Regions from separate parts of the Homo sapiens genome. Here regions 2 and 3 are each linked to region 1. Evidence: chromatin loops called from intact Hi-C (ENCODE). Cell type or tissue: endothelial cell of umbilical vein. All regions are shown on one strand.

What was found. A loop is a pair of places that touch in the nucleus more often than their neighbours do. Peaks named below come from ENCODE experiments on the same cell type or tissue, not always from the same donor. Only the 100,000 strongest peaks of a DNase experiment are listed, where the experiment ranks them.
Region 2: a loop joins it to region 1, with 2.0 times the contacts of the local background. A loop is called at or near these places in 7 of 110 quality-filtered maps.
Region 3: a loop joins it to region 1, with 5 times the contacts of the local background. A loop is called at or near these places in 3 of 110 quality-filtered maps.

What each region holds. Positions count from the first base shown.
Region 1 is chr2:223,609,435-223,617,434 of GRCh38, forward strand. No RefSeq gene overlaps it. Among named protein-coding and RNA genes, the nearest start is that of SCG2, 11 kb to the left of the region's middle. RefSeq lists an enhancer at 3,617-3,911. In endothelial cell of umbilical vein, no CTCF peak of the experiment used is centred here; a DNase peak (open chromatin) is centred at 3,787; H3K27ac peaks cover 327 bases.
Region 2 is chr2:223,243,791-223,251,790 of GRCh38, forward strand. It overlaps the pseudogene RN7SL807P. Among named protein-coding and RNA genes, the nearest start is that of KCNE4, 200 kb to the left of the region's middle. In endothelial cell of umbilical vein, a CTCF peak has its summit at 3,518 (motif pointing right); no DNase peak of the experiment used is centred here.
Region 3 is chr2:223,558,748-223,566,747 of GRCh38, forward strand. No RefSeq gene overlaps it. Among named protein-coding and RNA genes, the nearest start is that of SCG2, 40 kb to the right of the region's middle. RefSeq lists an enhancer at 4,784-5,078. In endothelial cell of umbilical vein, no CTCF peak of the experiment used is centred here; a DNase peak (open chromatin) is centred at 4,894; H3K27ac peaks cover 481 bases.

The sequences.
Region 1 (8,000 bases):
AGTTCTCCCCAACCCCTCCAAGCCGCCCGCTTTTGCCCAGTCAACATCTTGCTTCTGAGGAAGCTCATTTCTCTGAGTTTCCTGACTCGGCCAATTCTCTCTAGAATATTCTCTCATGGAACCAAATATTTCTCTTGGTTAGTACTTAGTATAGTTGTAATATATTATAGCATTTTTATTTGTGGGATTCTTAGATTACTCTCTTCCCAAATGACTTTAATGTATTTGAGGACATAAAGAAGTCTGGGACATAAGTCCATTGTACCCAAAACCCAGCCAAACCAATGCTTAAAAATAGTAACATCTACAGGCCTGAGTTTCAGCACACACACACACACACACACACACACACATACAAATAATAATAATAATAATAATATCTAAAAATAAGCATATCAAGATCCAAACTGACCACATTTCCTTCCAATCCCTTACCTCCTTCTCAAAGTTCTCTCTTAACTAATTCTAATCTTGTCCCTCCAGTTCAGTCATGGAACTATTATCTCCTTGGCTTATTCTTGTACTTTCTCCCTCTCCACTGCCTCACCCCTTTATTTCCCCAGCCTTTGCCAATTCTTCCCAGTTGCCCCTTTCTGGTTTATCCATTTTCATAGCCTGTTAGCATTCTCTTACGTTTGGCCATTCAAAATCTCTCCCCAGCCTTTCAAGTGTCTATCACTAATCTTTCATACATGCCTTTCTATTGCAGGAAGTTAGGTGTTGGCACCTTAAGGGAAATAATACCTACTTCTAATTTGAACTAGCACTCAGGAACTACTGCTGACTGAATAACTAATGGGAAATGACAATGGGAAAAAATGAACGACAATGGGAAAAAAAAGCAGTCAATATCTATTAAATGCCTAAGTACAAGCCAAGGGGCTCCATCCTTTAAACACCATAGCAAATTATCTTTCAACATTTTTCCATCGTGAGCCTCCCCTGCTCAACTGGTGCCAGCTGGATTAACTTTCCATAGTTCAAGGTCTTCCACCGATTTTTTTTATGCTCCCTCATACTTCTGCATTCCCACCCTCCCTAGATTTTTTGCTGGTCCTATAATCTTCTCAACCAGAAGATATACTTAATCTTCTCAGCCCATCTTCATCTGCATCATTCTCCTTGCCTTGAAAATGTTCTTCCCCTCTTCCCCACCATTTTGATTCTTTTAAAAAGTTTTACTTGAGACTGGGTATGGTGGCCTATACCTGTGATCCCAATGCTTTGGGAGGCTAAAGTGGGAGGATTGTTTGAGGCCAGGAGTTCAAGAACAGCCTGGGCAACATAGTAATACTCCATTCCTCCATCTCTACAAATTTTTTTTTAATTAGCTGGGTGTAGTGCGGCATGCCTGTAAGCCCATGTACCACCACCTGAGAGGCTGAGGCAGCAGGATCACTTGAGCCCAAGAGTTCAAGATAGCAGTGAGCCATGATCATGCCACTGCCACTGCACTCCAGCCTCTCTCCAAAAAAAAGAAAAAAAGAAAGAAAAGAAAAGAAAAACAAAGTTTTATTTGATGTATCTTCTCAGTAAAACTTTCCTTAATTAACCCGTACCCCCTTGCATGCAGTTACCCCATTATTAGAGCACAGATTTTTAACCTGAAGTCCGTTGAAACCTATGAGATTAAATGCAAGTGTTTATGTACATGTGATCATGTGCTTTTTGTTGCAGGAAGCTCCAGGACTGTAAAGAGGTTCTCAAGTGAATCTATGACCTTGAGATTTTGTTGTAGCTCTTAGTAATGGTTACCAAATATTTCTGGCTCTCCTTCCTCCTGGGCTTATGATAGAATTGCACCGCCTGAACTCTTGTGATTGGGTGGCACCATGTGACAAGTTCTAGCCAATAAGCTTAGAGTCGAATGACATGTCCCAGAGCACTTTCCCTCACCACAGAGGCAGGCAAGTTTTGAGGTGGTGGTTGCTCACATAGCTTGCTCTGTGATTGGCTGCAATGTGCAGAGTTACCTTCCAGACCTTTCATGAACAGGTAAAGTGAGAAAATAAAGAAATAAAGTTGTTTAAGCAATTGATTTTGAGAAATTGTTATCACACATAACCTAGCCCAGCTTGACTGATATAACTATTGAACATGACTGGTTTGGAATATTGCTATAGCATGAATATTGACAGACTTTTAGTTATAATCTTACCCAAAGAAAGGAGATAAGACCAGTTGACAGTGAGAAGCTTGTCCTGCTTTCTCCTGGGTGCTCCTGTACTCCAAGGGGCCAATCAGATGCATGTTTCCCAGCATATGAAAAGCATATCCATAACACTATTGGAATGTTTTTGCCAGGCATAGATATGGCATTAAGTAGCATTAAGTTCTATAGTTGTCTGAAATGTATTCCTTGTGCAATTCTCCTAGTTACACAAAAAAGAAACTATCAGAGGCTAGCGTGAACACCTTTCTGATGCTTGAAAATCCTCCTTTTTGGCCTTAGACTCTGAGCTTTCTGCAGGCTGCAGGATCTAACCAGAAATTCATTAACATCTTTATGGTTGTATTGAACTTAGGGTTTGAATTTCTTTCCATTTATATAGGCAATAAAATTTTCAAGTTGATGCAGTGATATAAACCTTCTTTGATTTAGGCTTAACAAGAGGTTCAATATTCAAAAAAATTAAGTAAATAGTAGCACAAATAATGCTTAGAGATAACAAAGTAATACTTCAAATGACTAATTTTTTTGGGGGGGAGAAATTTTGTATTATCTTGTAGTTCAATCTTGGGTGAGGCCTAATTCCCATTTTGGAGTCCAAAACTCTTGATTGTGTATTCTCACCTCTCTCTTCTTCCTGTCTCCAAGGGTTCTCAAGATTCATTGAGCAGGCAGGGCACTGTGGCTCACACCTATAATCCTAGCAGTTTGGGAGGCTGAAGCAGGAGATCACTTGAGCTTAGGAGTTGAAGACCAGCCCAGGCAACATAGAGAGACCCCATTTCTACAAAAAATTTTTAAAAATTAGCCAGATATGATGGCACACAACTGTAGTCCCAGCTACTCGGGAGGCTGAAGTGGGAGAACCATTTGAGCCAGGAAGTTGAGGCTGCAGTAAACTGTGATTATGCCACTGAACTCCAGCCTGGGCAACAGAGTGAGACCCTGTCTCAAAAAAAAAAAAAAAAAATTCAGTGACCAAAAACGTTGTGCGTGTGTGTGTGTTTTAACACTTTAGTTCCACAGCAAAACTTGCCTCAGAACATATTCAATAGGCAGGAGTTATGTACAGCAGAAGGTAGAAAACTGGGCTTGGGTCTGCTGTGTGACCTTAGGCAAATTACTTAACCTCCCTGGGCCTCGGTTTGTTCATTTGTCAAATGAGGGTAACATTACCTAGGCTGAGGCCTCAGAGAGTTGCTGCAAGGATTCAATTATATAATAGTTGTAGAAACGCGTTGGAAGGTCTGAGGCACTCTGCAGTTGCCTTCCCTGATTATTATTCAGCTCCCAGTCCCTGGGAATTCACTGAAACAGGGCTTGCCATGCCTGAATTTTAACATTGTAACCAACCTTAAAACATAATAATTTCCTTTTTACTGATGTGATTAGAATTGATTGCTGGACGCCATCGCAAACCGAGTCATTTGCAGCCTCTCCTCCATTAGACTGAAAAAGAAAAGAAACGCAAGTGTTTGCGTAACTGCTAGAAGCCTGTTTCTCTGTCAAGCCGGCGGAGGTGGAGTTTCTTCTGGGAGTCTGCTTCTGGCTCCCTTGACTTCAGCAGGGCTTGGCGTCAGACGGAAGGATTTTAAGTCAAAACACACACGGCTACAGGGAATACGATGAGTCATGTTCCGCCGGGGCTGAGCCGCTCCGGGGAATCAGCAGCAGAAATGAATGAGAGTGAACGCCTCCTCCAGGCCTGAGCCACCGCCTCCTCAGCCCAAGGCCAGGTTCACGGTTTTAATCATCAGTGTCTCCGCACAGCCCCGCATGGAGGGGCACGGCGGGAGCAGTTTGCACATTACACATTCACAGAGGCGCAGCCGTTCATTACAGTCATCCTCGGGCTCTGCCCTAATGAGACTCAGGAACAAGGCTTTAAATGTCATGATGCTTTTGTGTCTTTTCCTGATGGGAGAACTACACGATGCTGGTGATGCAGCCGGTTTCGGAGGAACCAGGGCGGGGGCCTCAGACGCAAACCCCGACATGACGACTATCTCCAAGGCCCCCAGACCTCTTGGCTACTAAGCCAGTTAGAGGGTTCTGAGTGAATGTGCCCCTTCAGATTCCCTTTGGGGTATTTATTTCCGGACCTAAACCCTAACATCTCTAAACTGTCTGCGTCTGTCTGGCTAGCATCCACCAGCTGAAGTAGGACTTGGGTCTTTTAACAACAACAAGGAGATTAAAATCCTGTGGTTTTTTTCCTACAATGGTGAATCCCTTTCTTCTAAACTCGGCTTCATTACTCTTTATCTTAGCCAAAAGTCAAGAATCATCCACGTATTAAAAGAGACAGAGAGTCAGTTAATGGGCACATTCTGGTGCCAAACCAGGTGCCTGGGTTTGCACCTGCCTCTTCCTCTTCCTAGCTGTGGAGCCTCAAGCTATTTATTTATTGTCTTTGTTCTTCTGCTCTCTCTCCTCTATAAAATGGAAATCATAATAGCAGTTACCTCATAGGGTTTTGTGTGACTTCAATCAGAACAATAAGCATTCGATAAATATAGTGCTATTATCATTATGACATATTTATTGACCTTTTATTTTCACCAAGACTTGCATCAGGCACTGACAACACAAAGCAAATAAAATTCAAGGGCTGTTCATGTGGAGCCTAGTGAGGAAAATATCTATACCCATTGCATAGGCTGTTTTGCATTACTATAAAGGAAGACCTGAGACTGTGTAATTTATAAAGAAAAGAGGTTTAATTGTCTCCCGCTTCTGCAGGCTGTGCAAGCATGGCACCAACATCTGCTTAGCTTCTGGTGAGGACCTCAGGAAGCTTACAGTCCCAGTGGAAGGTGAAATAAGAGCAGGCATGTCACACGGCAGGAGTGGCAGCAGGTTTGTGTGGGCAGACTTTTAAATAACCGGGTCTCACATGAACTGAGGGAGAACTCACTTATTACCAAGGGGCTGGTACTAAACCATTCATAAGGGATCCATCTCTATGATCCAGTCCTCCTGGCCTCACTTCCAACATTGGGGATTACACCACAACATGAGATTTGGAGGGGACAAACATCTAAACCATATCACACATCATAGCAGGCTGTGATAAATGGGAAGACAAGGGACCAGTGGCTGGAGAGAGACCATGATTAGTGTTGCATAGGAGGGCTGGAGATTTTAGATAGCAGGGAACCTTTGAACTTGAGTGTCTAAAATGGATGGAAGCTGGCCAGGAAAAGATTGGAAGCAGCTGAGTGTGGTGGCTCATGCCTGTAATTCCAGCACTTTTGGAGACCGAGGCAAGAAGATTCCTTGAGCTGAGGAGTTCAAAACCAGCCTGGGCATCATGTAGAGACCCCATCTCTACAAAAATTAATAATAATAAAAATTAACCAGACATGGCAGCATGCACCTCTAGTCTCTGCTACTCAGGAGGCTGAGGCAGGAGGATCGCTTGAACCCAGAAGATTGAGGCTGCAGTGAGCCATGTTCACAGCACTGCACTCCAGCCTGCAGCCTGGGCAATGGAGCGAGATCCTGTCTCAAAGAAAAACAAAGAAAGAATAGAAGCATTTGCTTCATCTCAATCTCTCAGCAAGTCTGCAGCTTTACGCAGAGCTTTCTTCAGTTGTCCGAAGAGAAGAGCAGGCTGCTCCCGGACCCTGAACGTGACCCACAGGGTATGTGGGTGTTTTAGAGCCTTATCTCTGTGTCTGGAGCCTGTCCCCACACCTGTGCTGCTCTAGAAGACACTACATGCTCCAGGGGTTTACTATGTCTCTTGCACCCAAAGATAACAAATCAAGTCAAAGAAGGGGTCTTCTTTTTTTTAAGACAGAGAGAGAGAGAGAGAAAGGGACCAAACAGATACTTGCCAGAGGCCAAGACATTCTATGTTTTTAGGATATTCCTGATCTTGGGGCTTTGGAATTAAGTTCTCATAGCTCTCATCAAGTAGTCACAATAGGACACTCAGCTAATGACTTTTCAGGATTTCTTGGATGTGGAAAGATAAAGTGGCAAAACGAAGGGTATGTGATCATGAGAATAGCTAATGTTTATTAAGTTGACTATATGTCACACCGTTTACAATTACTATATCTTTACACTCAACCTATTGGGAATATTACATGTTGAACTATGTTAACTTGCCATTTTTAGATTTAGAAAATGATCGAATATAGCAAGTTCATGTGGTTCAAGCTAATATCATTACCATTCTGTTGATGAGGAAACTGAAGCTTAGAGAGGGTCATGAATAGATGCAAGTGACCTGTGGTCAGATGATCTAGATTTGATTTCTGGTGACACCACTTAATAATAGTTTCTACCCTCATAAGGATGTTGGGGGGTGGTGGCTGTTAAATAGGATACTTTAATAAATAAGGGCCTAGCACATTTTGAGATTGCAACATTCTTTTTTCTATACCAACTAACCCTTGATCAAAGGAGAGGAAAAAATAAGTAGACTAATCCCCATTCCTAGGCAGTCAGAGGGTTAGGGGTGGGCGCTGGGCCTCCTGGTATCCTGCATTGACTACCAGGCCTGGTCCTGTTGTCCCCAGTTCCCAAGATCTAGTAAGAGAGAAGCATTTAAATGATCACTCTGAAAAGGAGGATTCAGTGATGAGTAGAACATAGAGCAGTGACTGGGTTTGAAATCAGGAAACTGGGGACAGAGGTCCTTTGTTGAGTTTCTGGAGACTTGGGATGACACTCTCAGTTTTGCTTAAAGGGACCACTAAGAAGGCAACAAAAACTACTGGGGTGGAGCATAAGAAAAACAGATACAAAAGAGAAACTGTCAAGAGTACCCATTGGTTATATCACTGATCACCATTTCCCAGGAGCCATGGAAATGGGAAGGCTTCCCAAGAGGCCCTCAAAAAGCTTCCTCTACTGCTGCCTTCTCTTTGCTACCCTGGGGCTAGCTATAAAGGAGAGCCAGGCACCAGGTTAGCGGTGCTACACAGATACAGGAAATCTCAACCCCTCATCGGTATTAAGATTACGGCTTCCCCTCATAGTCTCACTCTTTTATTCTACTCAAAACCATGATTAGTTGAGTGAAATAAATTTAAACTTGAGAATTTGGCAATCATCTTTTAAATAAGTGGCATCCCCACTGAACAAAACTAAATCCAACTGGGTATTGCTGAAACCAATTCTGTATAGTTGGGTCTTACATAGAGTGCATGGTAAATGTGTTCTCCCTTCCAGCCTCCTACCGTAGCACCACGAATCTTCCATGGAAACAATTATCTCCTTCAAGAACCAGCATGACTGGCCGGGCCCAGTGGCTCACGCTTGTAATCCCAGCACTTTGTGAGGCCAAGGTGGGCGGATCACGAGGTCGGGAGATCGAGATCATCCTGGCCAATATGGTGAAACCCTGTCTCTACTAAAAATACAAAAATTAGCTGGGCATGGCAGCGCGTGCCTGTAATCCCAGCTACTTGGGAGGCTTAGGCAGGAGAATCACTTGAACCCAGGACGTGGAGGTTGCAATGAGCTGAGATCATGCCACTACACTCCAACCTGGTGACAGAGCTAGACTCCGTCAAAAAAAAAAAAAAGAAAGGAAGGAAGGAAGAAAGAAAGAAAGAAAGAAAGAAAGAAAGAAAGAAAGAAAGAAAGAAAGAAAGAAAGAAAGAAAAAAGAACCACCATGACTGATGGAAGTTTGAACTATAGGTGCAAAATCCAGTAAGATGGGTATGGGCCTTGCTACATTCAGATTTGCCTCATTTTGTGCTTATCATTACTCATGTAATTACTTGTCACCATCAACTCAAACCAAAACCACAGAGCTTTTTTAAAAGGGGTTGACAAGGAAAAGGTACTTGTTTAGGGAACACTTTACC
Region 2 (8,000 bases), 370 kb before region 1:
TTTATGTGATAAGTTACATTTATTAATTTGAAGATGTTGAATCAGTCTTGCATCCTGGGGATAAAGGTTACTTGATCATGGTGAATAAGCTTTTTGATGTGCTGCTGGATTTGGTTTACCAGTATTTTGTTGAGGATTTTTGCATCAATATTCATCAAGGAATTGGCCTAAAGCTTTCCTTTTTTGTTGTATCTCTGCCAGGTTTTGGTATCAGGATGATGTTGGCCTCATAGAGTAAGTTAGAGAGGAGTCCTTCCTTTTCTAGTTTTTTGGAATAGTTTCAGTAGAAATGGTACTAGCTCTTTTTTGTACCTCTGGTTGAATTTAGCTGTGAATCCATCTCATCCTGGGTTTTTTTTTTTGGTAGGCTATTTTCACTGCCTCAGTTTCAGAACCCATTATTGGTCTATTCAGGGATTCAGTTTCTTCTGGTTCAGTCTTGGGAAGGTGCATGTGTCCAGAAATTTGTCCTTTATTCTAGATTTTCTAGTTTATTTGCATAGAGGTGTTTATAGTATTTGCTGATGGTTGTTTGTATTTCTGAGGGGTCAGTGGTGACATCCCTATTATCATTTCTGATTGTGTTTATTTGAATCTTATCTCTTTTCTTCTTTATTAGTCTAGCTAGATGTCTATCTATTTTATTAATTTTTTCAAAATCCAGCTTCTGGATTCACTGATTTTTTGAAGTGTTTTTTTGGTGTCTCCATTTCCTTCAGTTTGGCTCTGATCTTGGTTATTTCTCATCTTCTTCTAGCTTTGTGGTTTGTTTGCTCTTGGTTCTCTAGTTCTTTTTGTTGTGATGTTAGGTTGTTAACATGAGATTTTTGTAGGTTTTTGATGTGAACATTTAGTGCTATAAATTTCGCTGTTAACACTGCTTTAGTTGGGTCCCAGAGATTCTGGTATATCGTATCTTTGTTCTCATTAGTTTCAAAGAACTTCTTGATTTCTGCCTTAATTTCATTATTTACCCAAGAGTCATTCAGGAGCACATTATTCAATTTCCACATAGTTGTGTGGTTTTGGGTGAATTTCTCAGTCTGGATTTTGAATTTGATTGTGCTGTAGTCTGAGAGACTGTTTGTTATGATTTCAGTTCTTTTGCATTTGCTGGGGAATGTTTTACTTTCGATTATGTGATCAATTTTAGAGTAAGTGCCATATGGCAATGAGAATAATGTATATTCTGTTGAATTTGGGTAGAGAATTCTGTAGATATCTATCAGGTCCACTTGATCCAGAGTTCAGTTCAGGTACTTAATATCTTTGATAATTTTCTCTCTCTATGATCTGTCTAATATTGTCAGTGAGGTGTTAAAGCCTCCCACTATTATTGTGTGCAAGTCTAAGTCTATTTGAAGGTCTCTAAGAGCTTGCTTTATGAATCTGGGTGCTCCTGTATTGGGTGCATATATATTTAGGATAGTTCGCTTTTTTGTTGTTGAATTGAACTCTACCTTTATGTCCTTTATGTAACTCACTTTTTTGTCTTTTTTGATGTTTGTTGGCTTAAAGTCTGTTTTGTTAGAAACTAGGATTGCAACCCTTGCTTTTTTCTGTTTTCCATTTGCTTTGTAAATTTTCTTCCATCCCTTTATTTTGAGCCTATGTGTGTCTTTGCATGTGAGACGGATCTCTTGAAGACGGCATACTGATGGGTCTTGGTTCTTTATCCAGCTTGCCATTCTGTGTCTTTTAATTGGGGGCAGTTAGCCCATTTATATTTAAGGTTAGTATTGTTATGTGTGGATTTGATTCTGTCATCATGATGGTAGCTGGTTATTTTGCAGACTTGTTTACATGGTTGCTTCATAGTGTCACTGGTTTGTGTGCTTCAGTGTGTTTTTCTAGTGGTTGGTAACAGTTTTTGCTTTCCATATTTAGTGCTTCCTTCAGGACCTCTTGTAAGGCAGGTCAGGTGGTAAAAAATTTCCTCAGCATTTGCTTACCTGCAAAGGATCTTATTTCAAATTAAACTTCATAAGTGAAAGAGAAATAAGATCCTTTCAGACAAGGAAATAATGAGGAAATGAAATATGAAATTTGGTGTTAGAAATTTTTTTCTTTAAAAATGTTGAATATTGGCCCCCGATCTCTTCTAGCTTATAGGGTTTCCACTGAGAAGCCTGCTGAGAGTGGCTGGAGGCCCTGGCTGGGAGGCTCCAGCTGGGAGGACCTGTCCCATGAAGAGGAGTGGATTGGGGTCACACTTAAAGAAGCAGTCTGGCCATGCCTTGACAAAAGAGCTATGTCTTGGTGGGGAACTGCTTCTGCCCCTCTTGACTTGGACTCTCCAAGGCCCACAAGTTGAAACGGCTGAGTCGTCCAACTAACCCAGGTGGCAGCCCTCCCCTCTCCAAGGCACTCCATCCCAGGGAGAGATCAGAGCTCAGTCCACAGTCTGTGTGGGTAGGTGGGGCTGGAGGGCCTGGCTGGGAGGTCCCACTCAGTGAAGGAGAATGGATCAGGGCCCCACTTAAAGAAGCAGTCTGGCCATGATCTTACAAAGCTACTGTGCTGTGCTGCTGGGGGGACCCTTCCTTGTCAGAACCACCTGGACTCTCCAAAGCCCACAGGCTGGAATGGCTGAGTAAACCAAACAGCAGAGATGGCACCCAACCCTCCCCTTAGGGTCTCTATCCAGTCTCAGGCAGCCTCTATTCTGTTGCCTGTGTCTGGCTGGAATTCCAAGCCAGTGGGTCTTATCTTGTGAGGTGCCGTAGAAGTGGGGCCTGGAGAATGACACTGCTCAACTCCCTGGATTCCACCCCCTTGCAAAAGGTATATGTGGACCTCCCACCTTGCCTGAGTTCCAGACCTGGATCCCCAGGGATCCTGGGGCTGGAGTATACAAAGCTCCTGGATCTCTGTGTTTGCCTGAGCAGCTACTCTGCCAAGACTCCACACAGTTCTGTATGTTGGAACCAAGCCCCTGGTGGCATGGGTTCACAAGGGGATCTCCTGATCTATGGGTTACAAAGACCTGTAGGAAAAGTGTGGTTTCCTGGGGTTGCACAATAACTCACCAATTCCCTTGGCTGGGGGTAGGGGTTCCCTTGGTGCTGTGTTATTCCTAGGTGGTCTGTCATCCCACCCTGCTTTTCTTCATTCTCTGTGGGTGGAGTTGTTTCCCTAATCAGTCCTGGCATAAGAACCTGGATATTTCAGTTGAAGGTGTCATAGTCACTGTCCCATTTCGTTCCTCCCCATGAGTGTCGTGGACCACAGCTGCTTCTAACTGGCCATCTTAGTCCCTCTCCCTATTTTTAAAAATAATGTTTTATTTGCATGTAGCAAAATTTAAATTGATAAACTTGGTTTCACTAACATGAAATAGACTACATTTACTTATTTTAATGGACTTTGTTTCTTAAAATCTTTTTGTCAAATAATGGTACTTTACACTGTGGGAAGTCTTTGGTGTTCTAGTTAATGATGAAGAAGACAGATATTTCATAAATTTATCACTAAATGTGGTTTAAAATGTTTCTTCTTTTCTGGAGTGTATGTATGCCACCACCAGATGGGGGCAGAGTGATGCAGTGAGACTGGGGAAGAGCACTGTTCGGAAACAACATGGTGGAAATCTAGTTGACTGAAGAGCTTCATGTGTATAAACTCAAGATGTTTTGTTTTATAAATTTCCTTTTATGTAAGCGTAACAAAATATAATAAAATGTAACTACTTAGAGCGAATAAAAAAGTATTCTCCTTAGAAGCCAGATCTGCTGTGACCCATCTGTTTTGTTGCATTTTAGTAGTAATTAAGATCTGAGTTCTTCAGAAGGGCTACAAGAATTGGAATCTAAGCTCTCCTATTACAGTAGTGTTATCTCCTGGCTACTCAACTATTTAGGCCTCAGTTTTTTCATCTTCAGTGAAATGGGATTAATAATGGTTCCTATCTCTCTATATTGTGGTGAGGGCAAAATGAAATAATGTTTGTGGTGAGTAGAGCATAGAGTAACGTTTGATGTATGTTAGTCCTTATTGTTCTTATGGATTCTCTGGTCAGCTACCTCCTTTTGTCCCTTCAAACTCCTAAATCTTGCTTAGAATGCTAGCTTTTATAATTCAATCAAATTAGGTGCATTGTAGCTTTGTGGCAAGTAATGGTCTTCATTTCTGTATAAAAATTATATTTTAATCTGTTGGTCTCTTATATATAAGAGTGTTCTAAATATGAGCCCCCAATCAAAAACCAGAAGCTCTTAACTAAAGATACTGATTTACTGTTAAAATGCTTCTCACGTAGGAAACTCTATGCAGTGATGTGTAACAGGAATTTATTCATTAATGATGGTTAGGGATTCTCTATAGCAGCTCAGAATAAAGGTGGGTCGTGAATGAATAAAAAATTCTATGTACATAGTCTGTAAGGGGAAAATAAGGGTATAGAGAAAGCTTAGGAATAAGATAGGCTTACATTATCATCTCCCCTGGTGGTTAGATATTCTTGGGGTAAACCAATTAGCGATTTAGCTTCAATTTCTTCGGTCACAAAATTACAGCAAAAATACAATACTTAATGCAGATGCTCTCAAAATGTCACTTTATTTACCTTTCACCCACAACCAATTTGCTTTTCCTTTTATTATTTTTGGTCATGACTGGAGTGACCACATAATTTGTAGTTCAAATTGGGACACTTTTGAGAAGGAAAGAGTGTGCTAAAAATAATTGAAATTATTATTACTATTTTTTATAAGACATGGGGGTCTTGCTATATTGCCCAGGCTAGAGTTTAGTGGCTAATCACAGGAGTGATCCCACTACTGATCAACACAGGAGTTTTGACCTGCTCCATTTCCGACCTTGGCTGATTCATCCCTTCTTGGGCAATTTGGTCCGCTCCTGGGAGGACACCATATTAATGCCAAACTTAGGGCAAACACCTGATTGGCATACTGTACTACAGCCCAGATCTCTTGGACTCAGGAGATCCTCCTGCCTCAGCTTCCCAAGAAACTGGGACCACAGGTGTGCACCACCACACTCAGCTGTAATTATATAATTTTTGACATTTATGAACGCAATTATTTTTATTATATTGCCCAATGAATAACATGGTCTATTTGAAAATTATTTTCCAACATAAAAATTCTTTTGGAAAGTAAGATAACAGATCTCTGTGTAGATTGAAAAAACAATTTTTTCACTCTACGCACTAATTAGCTGAACATTAAAAATAGCATAAGCAGAATAATTTTTCCTGATACATATTAATGTACTTAAATCAGCTTTTAGCTTTGTCTACTTATAAATTGATACCTTTAGCTATTCCTATTTATTCTATCACTTGTATTTTCTAAAGAATATATTTTTTCAATATAGTTTGTTTCTATTGATAAAAATTGAAACTTTCAAGTTTCATCTTATAGATAATAATTGTGATTAGTTAATACATTCAGTTGACTCTTTTAATAAATGCTATATACTGATACCTTTAACTGACTCAATTTTCAATTGAAAAAAGTACTTCATCCACAGTTGCTGAAGTACCTGGTGAGTACAGAGCAAATTCTGCTAAATGAAGGTTATCCTGAATTGTAATATTTCATAATAAAATGTGTAAATATTTCTACCCAAACATTTTCATATGTATGCTCATTTTGATTCTAGACAGGTGACCTTTCTTCAGCAAATATTTTTACAAGACAAAACTCATTAAATAATTTCTCTAGTTGTGATTTTAAAACAAATTTTGTCAAAATTAGATGTCATAGGACAGAGGCCTTCTGAATTTCATTCAATTGTGTGGTTCAGGAAATAAATCTGTTAAGTTAAAAGTATCTCCATCACATGATTCTGCCTACTGCTTGAGATATTCCAGAGCATAGTTATTTAATCTTCTTCAATATTTCATTTTGAACACTCTTTGAGTTCTTGTTTAATTTATTTGGTTTCAAATTTTATTGGGATAAATCCCAATGACTACCTGTTTATAAGCTTGGTTTTAATAAATCGCGATTCTCTCTAAAAGCTCTGCAAGCTGACATTTTTCCTTGTACCACTCATTGAATAGTTTGATTAAAGGTTCATGACTAATTTTGAACAAAATGTAGCCAAAATGTAGATACTTATTAGAAAATGCTCAATATCATTGTAAGATACTTAGGTTGACTTATATAGAAATCCTTCCAGGGTTCAAACATTTTAAAAATCCAAATTATTATTGATTTAAAAAGTAAGTATTAGAAAATTCAGCATATTATATCCATAAAATATTTGGCCAATTGCTTTTTTGTATATATAGGAAAATATCTGTATATTTTGACAACTGTAACTCCTATTCCTATTAGTAGAATACTGTAGATCATTTGAATACAGTTAAGATTTGTTTGCATAATGCAATTAATTACAAATACATTTCTGCTCCAAAGATTTCATCATTTAATTGGAATATCATTTTTACCATGGCATTATGCTCCATCAAAATCATATTCATATTATCACTGTAAAAAAGTAAATCACACACAAAACTTTGTTTCCAAAGTTGAATTTTTAAACCAAATTTTCAGTAACATTGACAATAGCACTGGATGTTTTGTCTTTGACTGACTGAATCAGTTTCTAACACTTTCTCTTTGATTCCACAACTTTGATGAAAATAATTTAATATTATTGGAATTAACTTTATCGATTTTCCATTAGAAGTGATATACAACAGGCTTCATTTTGCTGTTGCAAAGTTCTGTTAATGGAGCCAACACATTAGCATCTATAAATTCACTATTTTTTACATGCAAAGAAAACCTGGTATTGAAAATCAATTCATGAAATTAACTTAAAAGGTGCTATCATTTGATTTGAATGAAAAGGCATGCTTCACAGAAATATATTCCAGCTTTTTCAAATGCATGTATTAAGTCATCATTTTAAGGCAGGTTCTTCTTAAATAAATACAAACTCTGAAAGTAGATGTTGACATATTTTTAGAGATTTGAGTCTCGTAGTTGTTATGAGGTCCATGTTATTCCTATAGATCCAAAAGAGGATGTTCAGTATTGAAAAACATTTTGAGCAAGTTAAATGTTCATCATGAACTTTCTTAAGAAATGGTGATTCAGGTTGATTCATTAAATATGCACCTTTTTGAGCTCATTACTGTTTAAAGGATTCAATATCAAATAAAAAAGAAAACCAAACAATAAAATCGTTGTTAGATTATACCATAATGCAAACTACCCTAGAAGAGCAATCAGACTATTCTAGACATTCTATGGCAGGACTGCTCAGCCTCTATTTCCCACACTTTGGTGTTCAGTTAAGCTATAATTTCCCATGTTGTCCCCTGATCCCACCAACTGACAGCCTAGGAGTTACCAGCATTCCACAGGCTGGCTCACCCAATAGCTGGCAGAGACAGCAACATGCAATACTTCTCCCACCACCACCCTTCTCCAGTTTATATTGTCTGAGCCAGCCTTATTGCACCAGCGATCACCACTGAGTGAGAAGTGTTAGTTTCTGGGTGGGGTAGGGAAAGGACAGATGGGTTTATCTTTGGTTGTCTTTTAGGTTTCACCACGTGTTCAAGTGAGCATCTTTTTTTACTGCACACATCTCTCATGTATGCTGCTAGACAAGACCCTGGTAGAAGTTACAAGTTCTTTTTCTTTCTTTCTTTCTTTTTTTTTTTTTTTTTTGAGAAAGAGTCTCGCTCTGTCACCCAGGCTGGAGTGCAATGGCGCAATCTTGGCTCACTGCAACCTCCGCCTCCTGGGTTCAAGCGATTCTCCCACCTCAGCCCCTCGAGTAGTTGGAATTACAGGCGTGTGCCACCATGCCCGGCTAATTTTTGTATTTTTAGTTAAGGGGTTTCACCATGTTGGCCAGGCTGGTCTCAAACTCCTGACCTCAAGCGATCAGCCCGCCTCAGTCTCTCAAAGTGCTAGGATGCCAGGGTGAGCCACCGCACCCAGCTGGAAGTTGCAAGTTCAAAGTGGAGTTCTACCAAACTCATTTAGCTTATTGCAATACAGCCAAAAACATCA
Region 3 (8,000 bases), 51 kb before region 1:
AGTGAACTGCCCGCCTCGGCCTCCCAAAGTGCTGGAATTACAGGTGTGAGCCCCTGTGCCCATTCTTGTTTAGTTTATAAAAAGAAGAAAATTCTGCCACTTGTGAAAACATGGATAAAGCTAGAGGACATCACGCTAAGTGAAATAAGCCACTCACAGCAGGGTGAATACTGCATGGTTCCACCTATATGAGGTATCTACAATAGTCAAACTCATAGAAGCAGAGAATTGTTGCCAGAGGCTGGAGGGGGTGGGAAATGGGAAGCTGTTGTTTAATGAGTATAAAGTGTCAGCTACACTAGATGAATAAATTCTAGAGAGCTGTTGTACAATATAGTTCCTGTAGTTAATAACATGGTATTGTGCACTTTAAAAGTTATCAAGAGGGTAGATCTCATGTTGTGTTCTTACCGAAAATCAAAAATGAAAGCAAAAACAAAGAGACACAAGGAAACCTTGAGAGGTGTTGGATATGCCTATTACCTTGATTGTGACAATGATATCATGGGTGTCTGCATATTTTCAAACTCATCAGATTGTACATATTAAATATGCACAGACTTTGCTTTATTAAAGCATCATTGGACAAAATACCAAGTCCAATTAGCATGTGAAAAGATACCTAACCTACAAAGTAATCAAGTAATCTCACAAGTTAAAACAACAATGGATGCCAAGTTTTGTCCATCAGACTGGCAAAAATAGAAAATGCTGATAATAACCAGTGCAGGCATATATATAGGTAAATTGGGACTTGTAGGCTTGACAGAGAGTACAAATTAAACTTTGCAACTGTAACTTGGTGTCATATGACAAAATTACAACATACATGTCTTTTAAATTAGAAATTCCAGCAAATCTATAAAACTGTCCAAGATACATGCAAACAGATATTTGTATACGGAAGTCAATAGTTAATATTATCTGCAATATAAAAAATTGTTGTAATCTAATTATTTATAATAGTCTAAGCATTATACAGTGTATGGCAGATGTATTCTGTGAAATACTACTCAGTCATGGAAAACAATGAGGCAGCTATAATAGTCTGATATTAATCGCCAATCATGATTTTTGTTAGAAGGTAATCAACATGCATTTCTTTCTTTTCCCTCCTGACTGAATTCCAATTCACTTAAAGTAGCAATGTGCCCAGATGAAGGTTTTCTTGAGAGATGGGTAGGTAATGTTGTGCAAACGGAAGTCGATGGGTTTCTGGAAAAGCTAATTAAGAGCGACTGGCTGATTAAATTACATTCTCCCCATCAATTTCTTCATCACTCTTGTCTGTATTAGTGATACAATGGCTAGCTCCTGTAGCTATCTTGAATTATGAGATGATCTGGAAGGTGAAAGCCATATGCTAAGAATGGCATATGGAAAGGGTAAAAACGGAAGGAGTGGAAAACAAAAAGCATTTTTCAGAACAATATGTGTAAAATATCTGATCTGTGTTTTTAAAAACCATGTAAATGTGTTTGTATAGAAAGAAAGTCTTTAACAATATACTCAAATTGGTATGAGTGGCTTTTTTATGGAGAGAAGAGTGTATTGTTATAAGTTTAATGTTATGCGTTATGGGGAACTTCCTTTTTTGATCTTACTTTTGAATGGTTTTAATTTTTAAAAGCTTATTGCATGCTGTATTTGAAACTTTTAAAATAACTAAATATATGTAGCCTTGTGTTTTTAGTACAACTTTAATTCTGAATACTCATTTATATTTGATTATTTCAAATGCTGCAATTTTGATAAAATGGCACTAAGGCCAAAAGAGACCTTGTAGATTTTCCAATTCCATCTCAAAATTTGACAGGTATGTCCATCAGTCTAGAAAGGTGAATAACCGACCTCAAAGAAATGCAGCTACCTTACAGCATAGGTCTGGAGGAGCCAACTAATTAAAAACTTAATTTGGAAGCACTAAATTAATTAAAAACCTAATATAATTCAGGTGCTCTGTTATATATGTTATCATTTATTCTTCACTTAAACCTTATATGATACCTATAATATCTCTATTTTACAGATGAGGAAAGTAAATTTTGAATAGTTTAACATAATCAATTTCCCTGAGAATATACATCAATTAAGGAAGGAACCTGGATTTAAAATCTGATCTACTTGCTTCAGCCTCTTTCCACTTCACCACATTGCCGCCCACACAACCCCTTGTGCAAACATTGTAAACAATAGCGTGGCCTAGCAGCTCCCAAGTTAATTTCCCCCATTATTATTTATTTGCTAAGTGTTATACAACAGCCACCAGAGAACCCCATCCCCAGGGAACCTGTCACTGTAGACTGTGCACCTAGACTGCTCACGTGGACTGCCTGATTTAAAATTGGTCCCACGTTGCCAAAGGAGGAATGTCAGTTGTTCCATTAATTGAAATGACATGACATAAAATATCAGTGATGCATGGCCAAAAGGCTCCCAGAAAACAAGGAAACATTGATGAGAGATAGGCCAGGGATTTCAAAGTTTCAAGAGACAGTATCCTCCACTGGGTTTCTGTAAATCAGTCAGCGCTTAGTCATCAAGAAAAGTAACAACAACTTCAGGACCAGAGACACTGATTTTCTCCGTGAAAGCCAATCCAGTGGCAATGCGAAGACATTACAGGACAAAGGACAAGCCTAATGGCAGAGAAGCAACACAAGCCCCAGAAGAGAGATCTCACAGCAAAATGAAAAATTCAAGAAATTCTGAAATTCTTTGAACTTATTTTCTTTTGTCATAGTTTTTTTTTCATTTATATCTGTGTTTAACAGTTTTTAAAGCTTTCTTTTCCCAAACCTTCACTCAAAATGCATACCCAGGAAGATTTGTCACATTCAATTTGGAGTTTCCATAGAATACCTGAAAATTATACAGAATTGAAAACAAAAGATGAATTATCAGATTCAGAGTACAACAGGTCTTAACCAGGGTAAATGAAAATGTTTCCACACTGATGCAACAAAAATAAACCATACATACTGTTTTAGGGTAAAGATTCTGACAGAGTATTAGAATATCATATCTTTCTGCATGAAGGGAGAAGAAATGAATTCCAAGATTCCACTGGCTAACAAACCAAAGAAAAACTATTTAGCATATCTTCCAAAATTATCGACATTAATATGTATATTGTTATCTATAACAACCAATTTATATAAACACAATTGACAAGCTTGATCTAACAGATATACATGAAACTCTGCATGGAATAATCAGAGAATAAAATTGATTAGGTCACAGAACAAGTCCCAATAAATGTCTAACAACTGTATTTTCACCACCAGGCCATAAAGTTTGAAATCTAGTTTTTCAATGATAACTTTCTTTTAAAAAAATTATACATACTTAGAAACTTAAAAACACGTGTATAGATAATGTATGGCTCAAAGAAAGAATCATAAGGAAAAATCAGAAAATACCAGAAACTGAACTACAAATGTCCCAGAGCTCTACCTCACCTGCATTCCTGTCTCCTCTTTGAGAAGAATCTTGTATTAGTCATTTACCCCTCAACATGAATCTCAGGCAATGAGCTCTCTGCCTTGGGGAAATTTCCACTTAAAGTACATCAGTGTCATAAGGGCCTAGACAATGAGCCAGTCTTGTGGGTTCAAATTTTGTTTCTGCTCTTTACTAACTATGTGACCACAGATAAGTGACTTGTCCTCTTTGTGCCTCGGTTGCCTCATCCATAAAGTAGAAATAACAATAGCTATATCAAAAACTGTAATGATGATTGAATATATCTAGCAGTGTGTGTGTGGTGTGTTTATACTGTTAGAATAGTGCCTGACAGGCTGGGCACGGTGGCTCACACCTGTAATCCCAGCACTTTGGGAGGCTGAGGAAGACAGATCACGAGGTCAGGATATCGAGATCATCCTGGCTAACATGGTGAAACCCCGTCTCTACTAAAAATACAAAAAAAGTAGCCAGGCGTGGTGGTGGGCGCCTGTAGTCCCAGCTACTCGGGAGGCTGAGGCAGGAGAATGGCGTGAACCCGGGAGGCGGAGTTTGCAGTGAGCCGAGATCGCACCACTGCACTCCAGCCTGGGAAACAGCGAGACTCTGTCTCAAAAAAAAAAAAAAAAAAAAAAAAAAAGAATAGTGCCTGACATGAAGTGAGCACACAACAAAGTGAAATGTTTTTGCTCTATTCATTACTAGCAGAATATCAGTAAACAGGTAGAGATGGTATTTAGGGAACAGGGACTTTGCAAAAGCCCCAAAATCCTGTTTTCAGGCAGCTTTCTCTCTACCTATCATTGAATCCAAACCTACATTTTAGTTCAACCAAATTAAAAATTGTCACTTTTCTCGCCATCTCATACTACCACGGTCTTTGTCTAGGACTTAGCAATGTTTCCTTGAATGATTAGCAGTTCTTCCACTCTGGAATTTTCATCTGCAAGCCCTCCTCAAGTCAGGGCCAGAGGAGACCAATAAAATTGGGGAATTCTAGGATCATCCCATTCAACAAACTCCCTCCACAATATACTGATGTAGCATAAAAGATTAATCCCATTAGAGAATAAAGAATTATGTTTCATTCAAATAAAATTTAAAATTGAGTTGGACAAAACTACCTTGGTAATACACATGGTATTTGTTTGTAGTAACCATCCTTTCAATTAAGAGCAAAACATCTCCTAAGTGAGAAGGAGTTCAGATTGTTGCCTTTGCTTTGCCAAGCCTGCAAGAAGAAAATCTGCAGCATCTGGAGAGGTGAAATTTGCTCTTTATTCTCTTTACATGGGCCATGAAGGGCTAGACCTCTCATTTTAAAGGTGGTGGAGCTTTCTCTCTTCTCCCTGCAGGTGTCATGTTGTAGTGGACACTTCCATCATCTATGTTTAGTGATTACTCACTGCTTCCCATGTGTGGGAGGAAGAATGACTCATCAGGTTGTTTAGAAAGAATCCAGGACAAAGGGACAGGTTCTGTGCCTTTCCATCTGCCTTCCAGAGACAGCCTGATATTCCTTCTCAATCTCTCTTTCTCTCTCTCTCTCTCTTTCTGTTTCTTTCTCTCTCTCATTTTCCCTCCCTCCCTCCTAGCTTCCAACTTCACTGCCTATAAACATGTGAGGAAATCAGGCTGCCCCTGCTCCATTTGTCTGGTTGTCTTCAATTTGGGGCGAAAATCAGGGAAGGGACCTTTTTTAATATAGCCAGGGACCCTGCCTTTCACAGTAAAAAGCAACTTGATGGGCCATTATAAGGGCTCCTGTGAGGCTTTCAGTTCTTTGTGAGAATAAATTACTACCAAGAACTGTGAAGGAAAAGGGGTGAGTCTACACTTCTAATATATTCATACTTACCCCTAATTTAGAATTAGGAATATTAAGCAGTTTTTACTAACTGGGATTTTTTTCTAATATATAATTATTTAACTTGTAATGTTGAAAAGATGAGTAATAAATAGCTTCACTATAATAGCCTTTCCTGGGATGGTCTCTTTTTGAACTCAAGATATCATTTGAATTATGTTCCTTGAATCTAGTAATTTCAGACCATTTACTATAACATAATTGAAAGAAACATTGTCATGAATCTGGCCTAACTAGATATTGACATTTCTTAAGGAAATGCCAAAAAAAAGAAAAAAAAAACTGTACATGAAACAAACAAACAAACAAAAAAAAAACCATAAGTGAAACAATGGGTAAATACACCAATGATAGGAAACCTGGGCACCCAGTGAAGGTAAGATGCGAATCACTAGAGTTTTAAACAAAACTTATTCATGCCTCAGGTCCTCCTCAAAAATAATAGATTAAAAAGAAATTATGCAGTTGAATAAGAGCTTTATGGGAATGTCCTCTAATGGAACAATTTTTTTTTCAGAGTAATTGCAAAGAAAGCAATTTGGTGGTTTTTACTGAATAGCACAGAATAATTTAAGGACGCAAGAGCACGTGCCCTCCATAAGGGATGACCCTCTTACTGGGAGGGCTGCCTTAGCATTGCAGTCATGGCCAGGTGCATTCCAGATGCCCACTACGGCTTTGATTAATTACTTTCCTTGTATTCTATCTTATTAGGTACATGCAGTGAGAAATGAAGGATAATTTGATCAGAAAATAGCTTCTGTTGAATCAAAGGCTTAAAAAATAGTATTGAAATGTGGTGAATAACAAGAAAAAGGGGCCGGGCATGGTGGCTCACTCCTGTAATCCTAGCACTTTGGGAGGCTGAGGCAGGTGGATTACCTGAGGTCAGGAGTTCAAGACCTGCCTGGCCAACATGGTGAAACCCCATCTCTACTAAACATACAAAAATTAACCAGGAGTGGTGGCACATGCCTGCAATCCCAGCTACTCGGGAGGCTGAGGAAGGAGAATGGCTTGAACCCAGAAGACGGAGGTTGCAGTGAGCAGAGATCGTGCCACTGCACTCCAGCCTAGGGCGACAGAGTAAGACTCCATCTCAAAAACAAAAAGGATAAAAATGGTTGTAATGAGTATCTCAACAGCTGTTTTTACAACATGGGATCACCTAAAAACTTGTGTGCTTCACCCCAATTCTTAAGATAAGAGTTCAACCCACATTCAATTCTTCTTTAACTGCCTGATCTGTACAGCCCTCTGTGAAAAGGAAATGAGAACTTTAGAAAAGCAAACAGATGTTTAATAACTTCATGTAGTCCCTGCTAGTTAGACTAGTTAGAGAAAGTAGTTTTGTATAAGCAACTGTCACCATTGGAAGGGGACAGTTTATGGTGTTTTATATAGACTCGAAAAATGTGGAGGATACTTAACGCTTAGATTGGCTTGAAGAGCAGTAAACAGTAGGAATCCACATGGAAATTAATTAGGGTGTAACTCTCTACATGTAGCTGTCCCATATCCTCTTTTGCCCTCACTGACCTCCTGCTCTTTGGCTTCCAGCCACAACACAACTCTTGGTGATCAGAACCCCCAGGCCAAGCATTTGGTTAATGCTGGTCATTCATTCATTCATTGACTAACTCAGAAAATAAAGATGGAGGTTATGTACCAAGAATTGTTGGTTCCCAACTTCTCACTAATTGTTTTGTTCCTGCTATCATCCCAGCTAACCTAAAGTTCTTCAGAGGCCACAGAACAAATTTTTCACTTTGTTATGATTTCCCACAGTGCCTGGGCAGTGCTGAGCACAAAAGAGGTGATCAGCACCAGTGCCCAGAACGTTGCTCCACAGTGTCCGCAGAAAAAAAGTCAAATCCCTTAGCCTGACTCAAAAAGGACCCTTCGCCCTACCCTGCCTTCTTTCAGCTTCATTTCTCATCTCTGACAGAACCCACCTTACCAACCCTGTGTTCCCAGCATACTAAGTTTCTTGCAGCGTCAGAATTTGGGTCACACTCTCAATTTGGAATTTTGCACATGCTATTCCCTCTTGCAGCAACACTCTTCCCATCTTCCCTGTCATCTGGATAACACTACTATTGACTTGACTCAAATATTCCTTATCTGGGAAGCTTACCCTGAGACCAAAAAATACAGTCAGCACTCCTCCTGGAAACCTCTATAATGGCCTACACCCACCACTGTGGTATCACTGCAAGATAAAGGCTTTATAAATACCCATTCAATTAAACTGCCTGAAGTTATGGGCTATGCCTATGTCACAGTTGTATCCCTGAGAACCAACAGTTCTTGGTACCATAGCCAGCCTCCATATTTACTTTTTGAGTTAGTCAATGAATGAATGAATGGCCTAGCCTTGGTGGGTGGTTCTCAATGATCTCTGCTAACAGAAATTCTCATTCTTGAAATATTTTAAATATTTAATCTCTCATCCCAGATATTCTACTTTAGGAAGTAGGTTGCTCATTGTGACATATTGTGGCACCATCTAAAGGTTGTCCTGGCAGCTGAAAATTAGAATACAATTCTTTATACAATTGCAGGATGTGGTGTTAATGAAGCAATGTGCCTGCTACAGAAATAGATTTTTGCTTTGTTTTGTTTTGTTTTTCTGAGACAGGGTCTTGCTCTGTCACCGAGGCTGGAG